2 separate regions of the Homo sapiens genome follow, and region 1 is linked to region 2. A link is an interaction called in ENCODE POLR2A ChIA-PET data of the cell type or tissue named here. Cell type or tissue: IMR-90. All regions are shown on one strand. Each heading gives the region's core, and the rest is flanking DNA. Links, peaks and the distances in the headings are about the cores only.

Region 1 (5,972 bases), core at 662-5,661, 480 kb before region 2:
TACAAGGGATGTGAAAGACCTCTTCAAGGAGAACTACAAACCACTGCTCAAGGAAATAAGAGAGGACACAAACAAATGGAAAAACATTCCATGCTCATGGATAGGAAGAACCAATATCATGAAAATGGCCATACTGCCCAAAGTAATTTATAGATTCAATGCTATCCCCCTCAAGCTACCATTGACTTTATTCACAGAATTAGAAAAAACTACTTTAAATTTCATGTGGAACCAAAAAGACCCTGTATAGCCAAGACAATCCTAAGCAAAAAGAACGAAGCTGGAGGCATCATGCTACCTGACTTCAAACTATACTACAAGGCTACAGTAACCAAAACAGCATGGTACTGGTACCAAAACAGATATATAGACCAAAGGAATGGAACGGAGGCCTCAGAAACAACACCATACATCTACAACCATCTGATTTTTGACAAATCTGGTAAAAGTAAGCAATGGGGGAAGGATTCCTTATTTAATAAATGGTGTTGGGAAAACTGGCAAGCCATATGCAGAAAACTGAAAGTGGACCCCTTCCTTACACCTTATACAAAAATTAACTCAAGATGGATTAAATACTTAAACATAAGACCTAAAACCATAAAAACCCTAGGAGAAAATCTAGGCAATACCATTCAGGACATAGGCATGGGCAAAGACTTCATGACTAAAGCACTGAAAGCAATGGCAACAAAAGACAAAATTGATAAATGGGATCTAATTAAACTAAAGAGCTTCTGCACAGCAAAAGAAGCTATCATCAGAGTAAACAGGCAACCTACAGAATGGGAGAAAAATTTTGCAATCTATCCATCTGACAGAGGGCTAATATTCAGAATCTACAAAGTACTTAAACAAATTTACAAGAAAAAAATAACCCCATCAAAAAGCATGCGAAGGATATGAACAGACACTTCTCAAAAGAAGACATGCATGCGGCCAACAAACATATGAAAAAAAAAATCATCATCGTTGGTCATTAAAGAAATGCAAATCAAAACCACAATGAGATACCACCACCTCATGCCAGTTAGAATGGTGATCATTAAAAAGTCAGGAAATAACATGCTGGAGAGGATGTGGAGAAATAGGAATGCTTTTACACTATTGGTGGGAGTGTAAATTAGTTCAACCATTGTGGTAGACAGTGGGGCGATTCCTCAAGGATCTAGAACCAGAAATACTACTTGGCCCAGCAATCCCATTACTGAGTATATACCCAAAGGATTATAAATCATTCTATTATAAAGACACATGCACACGTATGTTTATTGCAGCACTTCACAATAGCAAAGACTTGGTACCAACGCAAATGCCTACCAATGATAGACTGGATAAAGAAAATGTGGCACAAATATAGCATAAAATACTATGCAGCCATAAAAAAGGATGAGTTCACGTCCTTTGCAGGGACATGAATGAAGCTGGAAACCATCATTCTCAGCAATCTAACACAGGAACAGAAAACCAAACACTGAATGTTCTCACTCAAAAGTGGGAGTTGAACAATGAGAAGACATGGACAAAGGGAGGGGAACATCACACACTGGGGTCTGTGGGGGGCTGGTAGGCTAAAGGAGGGATAGCATTAGGAGAAATACCTAATGTAGATGACGGGTTGATAGGTGCAGCAAACCACCATGGCACATGTATACCTCTGTAACAAACCTGCACGTTCTGCACATTTATCCCAGAACTTAAAGCATAATTAAAAAAATTAAAAAAGAAGAAAAGCACCCCTATTCAAAAAAGGAAAAGAAAATCCTATGAATTTGTTATGGTTCCAGGTCTATTTCTGGTTAAACATTATATCCAACGTGGTGAAGCACTGGGAGCTCTATATCAGCTCTCTAAAACATACTGTGTTAATACAAAATAAAGGTAGTTCTAGATTCTGAAGTTTCTCAGACTCTCGTAAATATCTCAATTAATCAACAATGGGAACTTAAGAGTGCTGAAATTCCTTAAGTTTAGTAGATTCCATCTGTATCCTTAAGAGAGTCTCAGGGAAGACCCCAGTGACTGGCACTTGTAGGCTCTAGGACTAAACTGCTGCTGGGTCCCATTTTTCATGGCAAATGGCCCAGCGTAGGATCCCTGCTTTGGAAACTTCAAAGTCCTTTCAGTAGACAAAGCATATAGTTATAGGACTAATTATCAGGATCTTGAAGAGTTTCTTTGTTTTTAGGCAGGGTCTCACTTTGTCACCCAAGCTGGAGTGCAATGGCCTGATCACAGATCACTGCAGCCTCAACCTCCTTGGCTCAAGCAATCCTTCTTCCTCAGCCTCCCAAGTAGTTGGGACCACAAATGTGTACCACCATGCCTGACTAACTTGTTTTATTTTTTGTATAGTTGGAGTCTTACTATGTGCCTAGGCTGGTCTTGAACTCCTGAGCTCAAGTGACCCTCCCGCCTCAGCCTCCTAAAGTGCTGCAATGACAGGTGTGAGCCATCATGCCTGGCCAGGAGCCTGAAGACTTTCTTATGTCTATATGCTCACATAAATAATGAGTGATAACAACCCAAACTCAATATTAAGAACTTTTAAACAGTCATCCCCCTTCCAAGTTAAAGGCTACAGTTTTGTTCAAATATGCATCTGGGTCCATCTGAGGATCATTCTCAGGAGGAAAATCATTTTCCTCCACAGAAGCCACAAGACCATGGCTGAAAGAGATAGTGTGTCCTTCAGTGGCTCCTGCACCATGATCAGAGGTCACTGAATCTCTACCTATTGTATATGATGAACAAGAAAGAAGAAATTCTCATTACAGACATGCTTTCCCTAGTGTAAAGAAGAAAGGATAGTAAATGCTATAGCAAAGTTATATTAGGGAGAGTCAGACTATGTGATTCACCCCTTACTCCCATCCTGTGTGCCAGAATGAGAAGTGTTCAACATTTCTAAAGCAAGAGAAGAAATCTGAGGAAACCCTGCCTCATTCTGTTTCAAGTTCACATAGTATCACACTGTTTCACACAGCTACCTATTGCAAATTCTGACAGCAGCATTTCTACAGTTCATTTTAACAGGGATAATGATTATTTGCCAATGCAAAGCAGAAGTTGCAGTCTAAGTTAAATTTTAAATCAGAGCAGAGGGCACACAAAATGAATCCAACTGGGAATTATAAAAGGAAAACATGAATTTAGGCTGACATTGCGAGGAAAGATTTTTTTCTCAAAGAACCAAACTCTGAAGAATATTCAAAAAAGCATTGAGTGAAGCAAGCATTATAGATGGGGAGAAAAAGAGCCATACACAAGAATAAACATGCCTCTGAAAGGTGGAATTATCTCACCTTGTTCCACTTTCTCAGCAGTTGGCACACATGCCACCCTTAGTATGAATGCAAATAATCAGCACTTCATCCTTGTTCTTTCATATTCAAACATATTTATACATTATTCATATTTTAAACAGCTAGGTAGAAGGTGCTCTAATTTGCTTTCTACTTTTCTCCCCTAGCACTTGTTCATTATGTCCTGTACACACGGTGAGAGCCCAGTAAATACCACTGGTCCACTGAAGCCCCATGAACCCTTTTTAAGTTATTGGAGATGCATAACCAGAACCTTCCTGGTCCCAGAAGTGAGACCTCAGCCATGCCTCTCCAGCACAGAGCTTGGCTCCTAAGCAGGGCATCTGCTTTTGTGATTCTTTTTTTTTTTTTTTTTTTGGTGCTTGTTTCTGTTAGGTTGCTTAACCTCTTTGCATCCCCATTTCATCATTATTAATATGCAAATGATGATGACAATAATATTTACCTCACAAGCTTATTGTTGTTTGGAGAATAAAATATAGATATAGGTATAGATATATGAAATCAATAAAAATAGATACCCTTTCCTCTCCCCATTTCTACACTGTAATTCAAAGTCCTGCAAGGATTGACCAGCACCAAGGTGACAGAAAAACAGATCAAGAAGTGCAGTGAAAATCTCATTAATATCAAGATAAGGTCGTACTAATTCTTAGATATAGCAGGTAAAGACACACGCTTATGTAGAGGTAAGAGTTCAAGCAAAAATAGTGCAACACTTGGGACTTGGAGAAGACAAGATCTCAGTGCAGGCCTGCCCAGGAAATACCAGTTCATTTACACACTAACTCCTCATCCTCAGCTTAAAAATCTTGGGAGCAGCTGTGTATTTTCTTGTTGTGTCCAAAACTCTGTCCAACTCCCTCTTGACCCATTGTGCAGTTTGGCAGTTTGCTTCACATTCTGCTCATACCTTTTTTTTTTTTTTTTTTTTTTTTTTTTTCAGAGAATGCCTGTCTGTGGAGACCTCAGGCACATCCCACTCCAGTGCTACCCAGGGGACTTCCACTGACTCCTTTGCCCAGCTCCCATTCATAGACGTTTCTTTTGGCATTCTCCTGACTCACCAAAGGACTCTTCACCTCTTTTCTTTCATTTGAAATGGAAGCAATTGTGTTTAACTACATTTTTCCTTTATGCTTTTATTCCTGTACACTTATTTAGTAAGTGCAGTGCTCTTTTACTCCTTAAACTCATCTGTGATTTTCCATATTTTAGAAAGTGAAATGAGCAGTTCCGCTTCGGAGATTGAGTCTGAGAAATGGTTATTTTTTAAAAAATAGAAACAGTCTGGGGAAAGTCCTTCTTTCACATTTTATGCCAGAATCTTTTCTGTTCTTACTAATTTTCTAACTCGTGGTAGGATGAGGAAAAACTGTTCATTTTAGCCGGCTCCTGTGTGATTGTAATGAATACTCCTATTGGATTACAAACACAATAATGAAAAAGACAATGATTGGCTTCCACTCTAACACATAGAACTAGGGAACTGAGCTGCTTCTGAGTCATATTTTTTAAGAGTTCATTTGCAAACAAGTATAGTAATCAAAGGGCTCCTTCCAAGGGAACTGAATAAAGATGGAGCCATGAACCAGAAAATAAACTGATTGCCCACTTGGAAATTGACAAATTAACTATGATGATGAACAAAATTAAGTAGGGATCTAGCTCTATAACTTGCATGGGAAGTACATGGATGTTGTGTGTGTGTTTCTGTGTGTGCATGTGTGTGTGATTATATCCTTTCATCCTCAAATATGGAATTACTGTGTGCACCCAGAGCTAGAAAGATCAATGTTTGTACAATGGTTTGTTCCTATTCATTTTCTTTCAAACAACTTTCACATTTATAAGGCTTTCCTGAGTGTGCCTCTCTTATCAATCCATTAAGCAACTCTTTATTCAAATATTCATGTTTGATCACACCTCTCAAAACTAACCACTGGACCCCCTTTTCTCTACAAGGTAAAATTAAAAGTCCTTAACCTCCCATATAAAAAGAAAACCGAAAATCCTCATGATATAGAATCTGCTTCTCTCTCAAAGCTCATGTTGCAGACACAGGTTTCAATCTGATATTCATTCCCAACTGTTATTCTCCTTTATTACTCTGAAATAGAACCTGAAAAGCTAAACTGTCACTTCCCCAACCTCCCTTTGGATTAGGGGCTGCCATGTGATACAATGCCAGCTGAAGAGAGAATTACAAGCAGAATCAGTGAAGGCACTTCTAAAAAAAGGCTTTTGTTATCCTTAGGAAAGGGAAAAAGATATGTTAGTGGCTTCCACTTCCCCTCTTCCTCCTTTTTCCTGACTTAAAAATAAAGATAAGATGACTAGAGCTAGAGCAGCCATTCTGTGACCATGAAAAAAGGGCATTAAAATTGCAGAGACGCTGGCCCTGATAGTGGATCTACTGAAAAAAAACTTCCTGACTATATTAGAAAAATGAACCCTTGTCTGTTTGGTTAATTTGGGTTCTCTATTATTGTTGCAGGATGGAAGCCTAACTGACATACTCACCTTCCACCATTCTTATTTCCATCAAAATTTATGCTCCAACAATATTTTGCCCAAATTACTCTCCCAGTAAGTCTTCTTGAGACATCTCAATCCCAAAATTGTTAGTAATAATTATTAATTATT
Region 2 (5,972 bases), core at 289-5,288:
GGAGATCGAGACCATCCTGGCTAACATGGTGAAACCCCGTCTCTACTAAAAATACAAAAAAATTAGCTGGGCGTGGTGGCGGGTGCCTGTAGTCCCAGCTACTCAGGAGGCTGAGGCGAGAGAATGGCGTGAACCCGGGAGGTGGAGCTTGCAGTAAGCGGAGATCGCACCACTGCACTCCAGCCTGGGCAACAAAGCAAGACTCCGTCAAAAAAAAAAAAAAAGAAATTAATAACTGGAATATATAAGGAATTCCAACAACTCAACAACTCAATAGCAAAATAATAATAATAATAATCTTATTAAAATGGGCAAAATACATGAATAGACATTTCTCAAAAGAAGTCATAGAAATGTCCAAGTATATAAAAAATGCTCAGTGTCACTAATCATCAGGAAAACTCAAATCAAAAGCACAGTGAGATATCATCTCATTCTAGTTAGAATGGCTATTATCAAAAAGACAAAAAATGACAAATGCTGGTGAGAATGTGGAGACAGGCGAACACTTGTACACTGTTGGTGGGGTTGTAAAGTAGTGCAGCTATTATGGGAAACAGTATGGAGGTTCCTCAAAGAACTAAAACTATACCTACCATATGATCCATCAATCCCACTGCTGAATATATATCCAAAAGAAAGGAAATCAGTATATCAAAGAGATATCTCACCGCACAGCCAGGTAGCCGCAGACACACATCTCCATGAACCGCTTGAAAGTTGTGGCCTCCATCTTGCCCCCCCATGATTATCACCATCTCATCCATCAGCTTGATGTCGGGTTCCTAGCCGAGATTGCTGCCCGGCGAGCTTCTCAGACCCGTGGACACTTGCATGTTTATTGCAGCCCTACTCACAATAGCCAAGATATGGAATCAACCCAAGTGTCCATCAACAGATGAATGGATAAAGACAGTGGAATATTATTCAGCCACGAAAAAGAACAAAATCCTGTCATTTGCAACAACATGAATAGAACTGGAGGTCATTATGTTAAGTGAAATAAGCCAGGCACAGAAAGACAAATATCGCATATCCTCATTAACATGTGGGAGCTAAATTCTGGATCTCATGGAGGTAGAGAGTAAAATGGTGGTTACCAGAAGCTGGGAAGGAAAGAGGGAGGGAGGGGGATAAAGAGAAGTTGATTAAGGGGTACCAAAATATATTTAGATAGAAGGAATAAGTCTGGTAATTGATAGTACAGTAGGGAAATTATAGTTAACAGTAATTTATTGTATATTTCGAAATAGCTAAAAATAAGAATTGTTATGTCCCCAACACAAAGAAAATACAAATAATTGAAGTGATAGCTATCCTGATTACCCTGATTTGATCATTACACATTGTATACATGTATCAAAACATCACATGTGCCCCCAAAATCTGTACAGCTATTATATACCAATAAATTTTTTAATGTAAATTATAAATCATAGAACAGAACAGTCTCAGTGAGAAGCCAGCTCCAGAGCTGTGTGAGAGGAGAAGCTGGGCAGACAGTCAGACAGACCCTATGATGCCTTTATGGGTAGTGAGCAGGCCATAACAAATCCTCACTGTTGCCAAGGAAAGACTTTCCTGAAGTGGAGGCCTTTGCTGCATTTCATTTTCAGGAGAAGCAAACTTGACTTTTATTCCCACCGGGCCCTGTGGTCAAGTTGGAAGTTACCTTGGGCTTTCATCTGCATCTGTTGGCCTCCATGTGGGAGCTCTCTAGAGCAGAAACCCACTTATCTTTGAGATCTGTTTTGGGGTTGTGGAACTATGTTTTAATTTTTATTTATTTTTGTTTTATTTTGTTTTTTATTTTTTTGAGACAGGTTTTCGCTCTGTTACCCAGGCTGAAATGCAGTGGCGGGATTATGGCTCACTGCAGGCTCAAACTCCCAGGCTCGAACAATTCTTCTGCCTCAGCCTCCCAAGCAGCTGGGAGCACAGGTGCATGCCACCACACCCAGCTAATTTTTTGTTTGTTTGTTTTGTAGAGGTGGAGTACCCCTACATTGCCCAGGCTGGTCTTGAACTCCAGGACTCAAGGGATCCTCCCCCTTTGGCCTCCCAAAGTGTTGGGATTACAGGTGTGAGCCACTGCACCCAGCCTGGGTTGTGGAAATAAACAAAGACCAACTAAATGAGAAAAGCAGAAGCTATTTATCCAGAGCTTGCTGTAGCAAGGAAGTCAGCCACCATCACCTATGTTTGGCAGAGACTACAAGGCAGGCAGAGGAGCAGAAAAGCTTCATAGTGAGGGGAAACACAAGGCTTCAGGTGTGCCCTGACTGCAGGCTGTTGGCAGGGGGAAGCTGAAAGTGTCTATTGAGAAGTGGGGCATCCCGTGTGATTGGCTGGGGGCATATAATTGGCTTTCTCAGGTTGGTCCTAAGTTGGAAGTGAGAACAAAAATTAGGGAGGCTGCCAGTTACTAACCAAGTCCTGGACATTTTGTGCCAGTTGTGGCAGAAGTTCTTGTTTAGCTTCCTGGACGGTTACCAGAGGTAGCAAACTGGCTTCCTGGGCTGTTTATTGTAGATAAGGGGGCTGGTTTCCTGGGCACATTGCTGCAGGTTGTGGGTCTGAATTATATTGTTAAATACAGTCTGGCAATTGTACATTAGTAAATTTAGTCTTTCAGGGTAGTGGGAGCGTGAGTTGGGGTAACCACCGAGTGCTGGGTTCTTTCATGACCTTGTGGCTACACCTAAAGCTGTCCACAGAGGCTGGGAACTGCGGGTATCCCTGGCGCACCATTAGGAAAAAAGCTCCAGTCTGTGTACATGTCCCTCTCTCAGCTATTTTGGTTTGTGGCTTCTCTTCACAGAACACTTCATCAATATATGCCCATATGATGTCTATTTCCCAGGAATTCTTTGAAATTTCTGTTTCATTGATGGCACCCTTCTCCAGTTACCATATTCCTATCTCTGGCTGTTATTTTTGTCAGGAGAGGTGCTAAATATTTTTGTTACTGGATAATCTGTAGTGCTTGTTATGTTAGACTAGAAGGAAGGAAAGCAACTTTTCCACCCCTACTGATATTTGTTAGAAAAAAGTAAGGCTCTCAGGAGGCTGAAGTAGGGGAATCACTTGAACCCGAGAGGTGGAGGTTGCAGTGAGCCGAGATCGCGCCACTCCACTCCAGCCTGGTGACAGAGTGAGACTCTGTCTAAAAAAATAATAATAATAAATAAGGCTTAGATTTCTGGGAGATATGTTTTTCTGCACTGTCCTCTAGCTCTAAATAAGCACAAAACTACTCTTAAACTTCTTCGTTTTCTAGGAATTTTGCTGAAGAAAGCTTCACCATTTTGTTTGGAAGATTAGGCACATCAAGGAATTAAGCTGTAGCTGCCATGGATATGGGCATGCGCTTGGAGGAAGGGATGATAATAGTTACAGAAATATGGTGTCATCTTGTATATTTTATGCAAACCAAGTCAACTGACATAAAAGTCTACATTTTAATTGGAGTAATGGGGCACCCAAAGTCATTGGACTATAACAATTTCTTATAAAATTATTATATATATTTCTTTTATAGGAAGGAAATTCATTTTGATAGTTTCAGTTTACTTGCTCCAATAACTTTTTCCTTCAAAAATGGTTACTGGATTGGGCATTCTTGTGACACTATAGACATTATGTCACTTTTGATAAGTTTTAATTTTGAGAAGCCACATTCTCCACTGGTGACCAATTTTGGCTAAGTTACATCTATTCTGTAAAATTAAAAGAAAGTTTTAAAAAATCCATCTAGGAAATTGTCCCTCAAAATTATGCTGCACTCCAATGAGATTTATCATAGGTTTTAGGAAAAGCTTCTGTGTTGGTGCCCATCAATATGGAATTCCTTACTATGGTCAACAGTCAATTTAAATTGTAAATGTGTCATTTGAGTTACATAGTTATAGTAGTTCTGCAGATAACACTGGTCATCTTGCATTGAAGAGACCAGGATGTTCTTTTGATATAGTAACATTTTCTTTTCTTTTTTTTTTTTGAAATGAAGTCTTGCTCTGTTGCCCAGGCTGGAGTGCAATGGCACAATCTTGGCTCACTGCAACCTCCACCTCCCAGGTTCAAGCAATTCTCCTGCCTCAGCCTCCCAAGTAGCTGGGATTACAGGTGCACACCACCCTGCCCAGCTAAGTTTTGTACTTTTAGTAGAGGCAGGGTTTCACCATGTTGGCCAGGCTGGTCTGGAACTCCTGACGTTGTGATCCACCGGCCTCGGCCTCCCAAAGTGCTGGGATTATAGGCGTGAGCCACCACGTCCAGCCACGTTTTCTTTTAAAAATAGTGCTGTTATATCTAACGTAAACAAAGAATTGATATTGACTTTTAGCTTTGGCTCATAGGTGGAACAGACTTTGTGTTGAGAAAAATCATAATAGTTCTAGTATTTTCTATGTAGACAAGTTGGCATTAATATCAATAGACTGCCATTTGGTGTCAATTAGATATCATAAACACAATTTGTTTTTCCTCAAAGACTTTCTTCTTGCCTTTGATGATTTCAAAGGCATTATGTACACTGAATTCTTTTGTTTATAACATTAATTTCACTTAAAATATCATGTCCCATTAATACTGACAAAATGAATTTGGTGACTTTTTTTTCAGAAGTATAATTTTTGCTTGTATTCTAGTGCCTATTAATACATTAATATTTTCTAAAAGCAATTGCATACTTCTACTTGAGATTTTGTATTAACTTTCCAATTGTGTTTTAAAGTTTTTAAATGTATCCCTGTTAAATGTTTTTACATATATTCCATCATTTCATTGTAGACTAAAATTAATACTTTTTAAAGATCTCCTACTGAAAACTGTTGTTTTTCTATTTGCATTTCTGGCATTGTTTTCAATGTATATATACACATAGTTGTCCCTCATTCTCCATGGGGGATTGGTTTCAGGACCTCCTGTGGATACCAAAATCCACCGAGCTCAAGTCCCTGATATAAATTTACATATAACCTGTGCATATCCTCCTGTGTGTTTTAAATCATCTCTTGATTACTTATAATACCTAATACAATGTAATACTACGTAAGCAGTTGTTTTTATACTGAATTGTTAGGAAATAACGACAAGAAGTCTGTACATATTCAGTACAGATGCAACTAAAAAAAAATTCTGATCCTAAGTTGACTGAATCCATGGATGTGGAACCCACAGATTCAGAGGGCTATTGACAGAGGGAGGGACAGAGAGAGAGAGAGATCACAGATCTGGTTGCTTACTCTTTGCATGCCTTCAAGGGAGTCTGGAACCAAGATTGGCCTTTGGCCAACCCCTGGGAATGTGGCCCTTAGAATGTTCTTTATGTTAGTGATTGATGATTTTGTTGTTTACACCTAGAGCAGTGGACCATGCTATACCAGCTTGTCAGGTTGCTTTGCACAAACATCAAGATAGATAAGGTGCCCCCATTCTCATTGCCAAGGTTCTGAGTCTCAGTTACAATGGCTGGTTTGATTGCAGGATATGCCTGTAGGGTCAGCACCCCATAAAAGCTTCCAACCCTGAGATCTGAATGGCTTTCCGGGGCATATATACTCCACACATGTCAATGAAGCTCATTAAGAGTGAAAAAGCACATTCTCTGTAGCTTCATATGAGAAAGGACTCAGAAGCCCTTTCTAGCCTATCTGTATTTCACCAGGACATATATTTTTCCTGCTGTTTTGCTCTGTATTCATTGCTGTGAGATATCTTCTCCATGAATATAACCTGCTATTGAGCCTGTAAGTCCTTCTAGTGAATCACCAAACTTGAAGCAATTATGAGAGTATCAAAGCATCATATTAGCAGCCCTATAATCTACTGGACAAAATTCCCCCAAATGTTCAAGTCTAGAAATGTTTGCATTTTGGGAATCTACAAATCCAGACATAATTATCTGAATTATATGGCTTACTTACATCAGGAGTTTTATCTAAAATGACTAAGTAATTAGCATTTCCTAA

Evidence for each region. ChIA-PET counts read pairs that join two places held together with the same protein. Peaks named below come from ENCODE experiments on the same cell type or tissue, not always from the same donor. Only the 100,000 strongest peaks of a DNase experiment are listed, where the experiment ranks them.
Region 1: POLR2A ChIA-PET joins it to region 2 with 7 read pairs; 2 of 35 experiments call an interaction of 5 or more read pairs at or near these places.

Annotation. Positions count from the first base shown.
Region 1 is chr6:133,619,027-133,624,998 of GRCh38, forward strand. All of the region lies in intron 4 of TARID (TCF21 antisense RNA inducing promoter demethylation), which reads right to left. Among named protein-coding and RNA genes, the nearest start is that of EYA4-AS2, 170 kb to the left of the region's middle. In IMR-90, for the core only: no CTCF peak of the experiment used is centred there; DNase peaks (open chromatin) are centred at 2,905 and 4,285; H3K27ac peaks cover 3,157 bases.
Region 2 is chr6:134,100,732-134,106,703 of GRCh38, forward strand. The region is part of intron 2 of LOC124901404 (a long non-coding RNA gene); the gene reads left to right. Among named protein-coding and RNA genes, the nearest start is that of SLC2A12, 51 kb to the left of the region's middle. In IMR-90, for the core only: no CTCF peak of the experiment used is centred there; no DNase peak of the experiment used is centred there.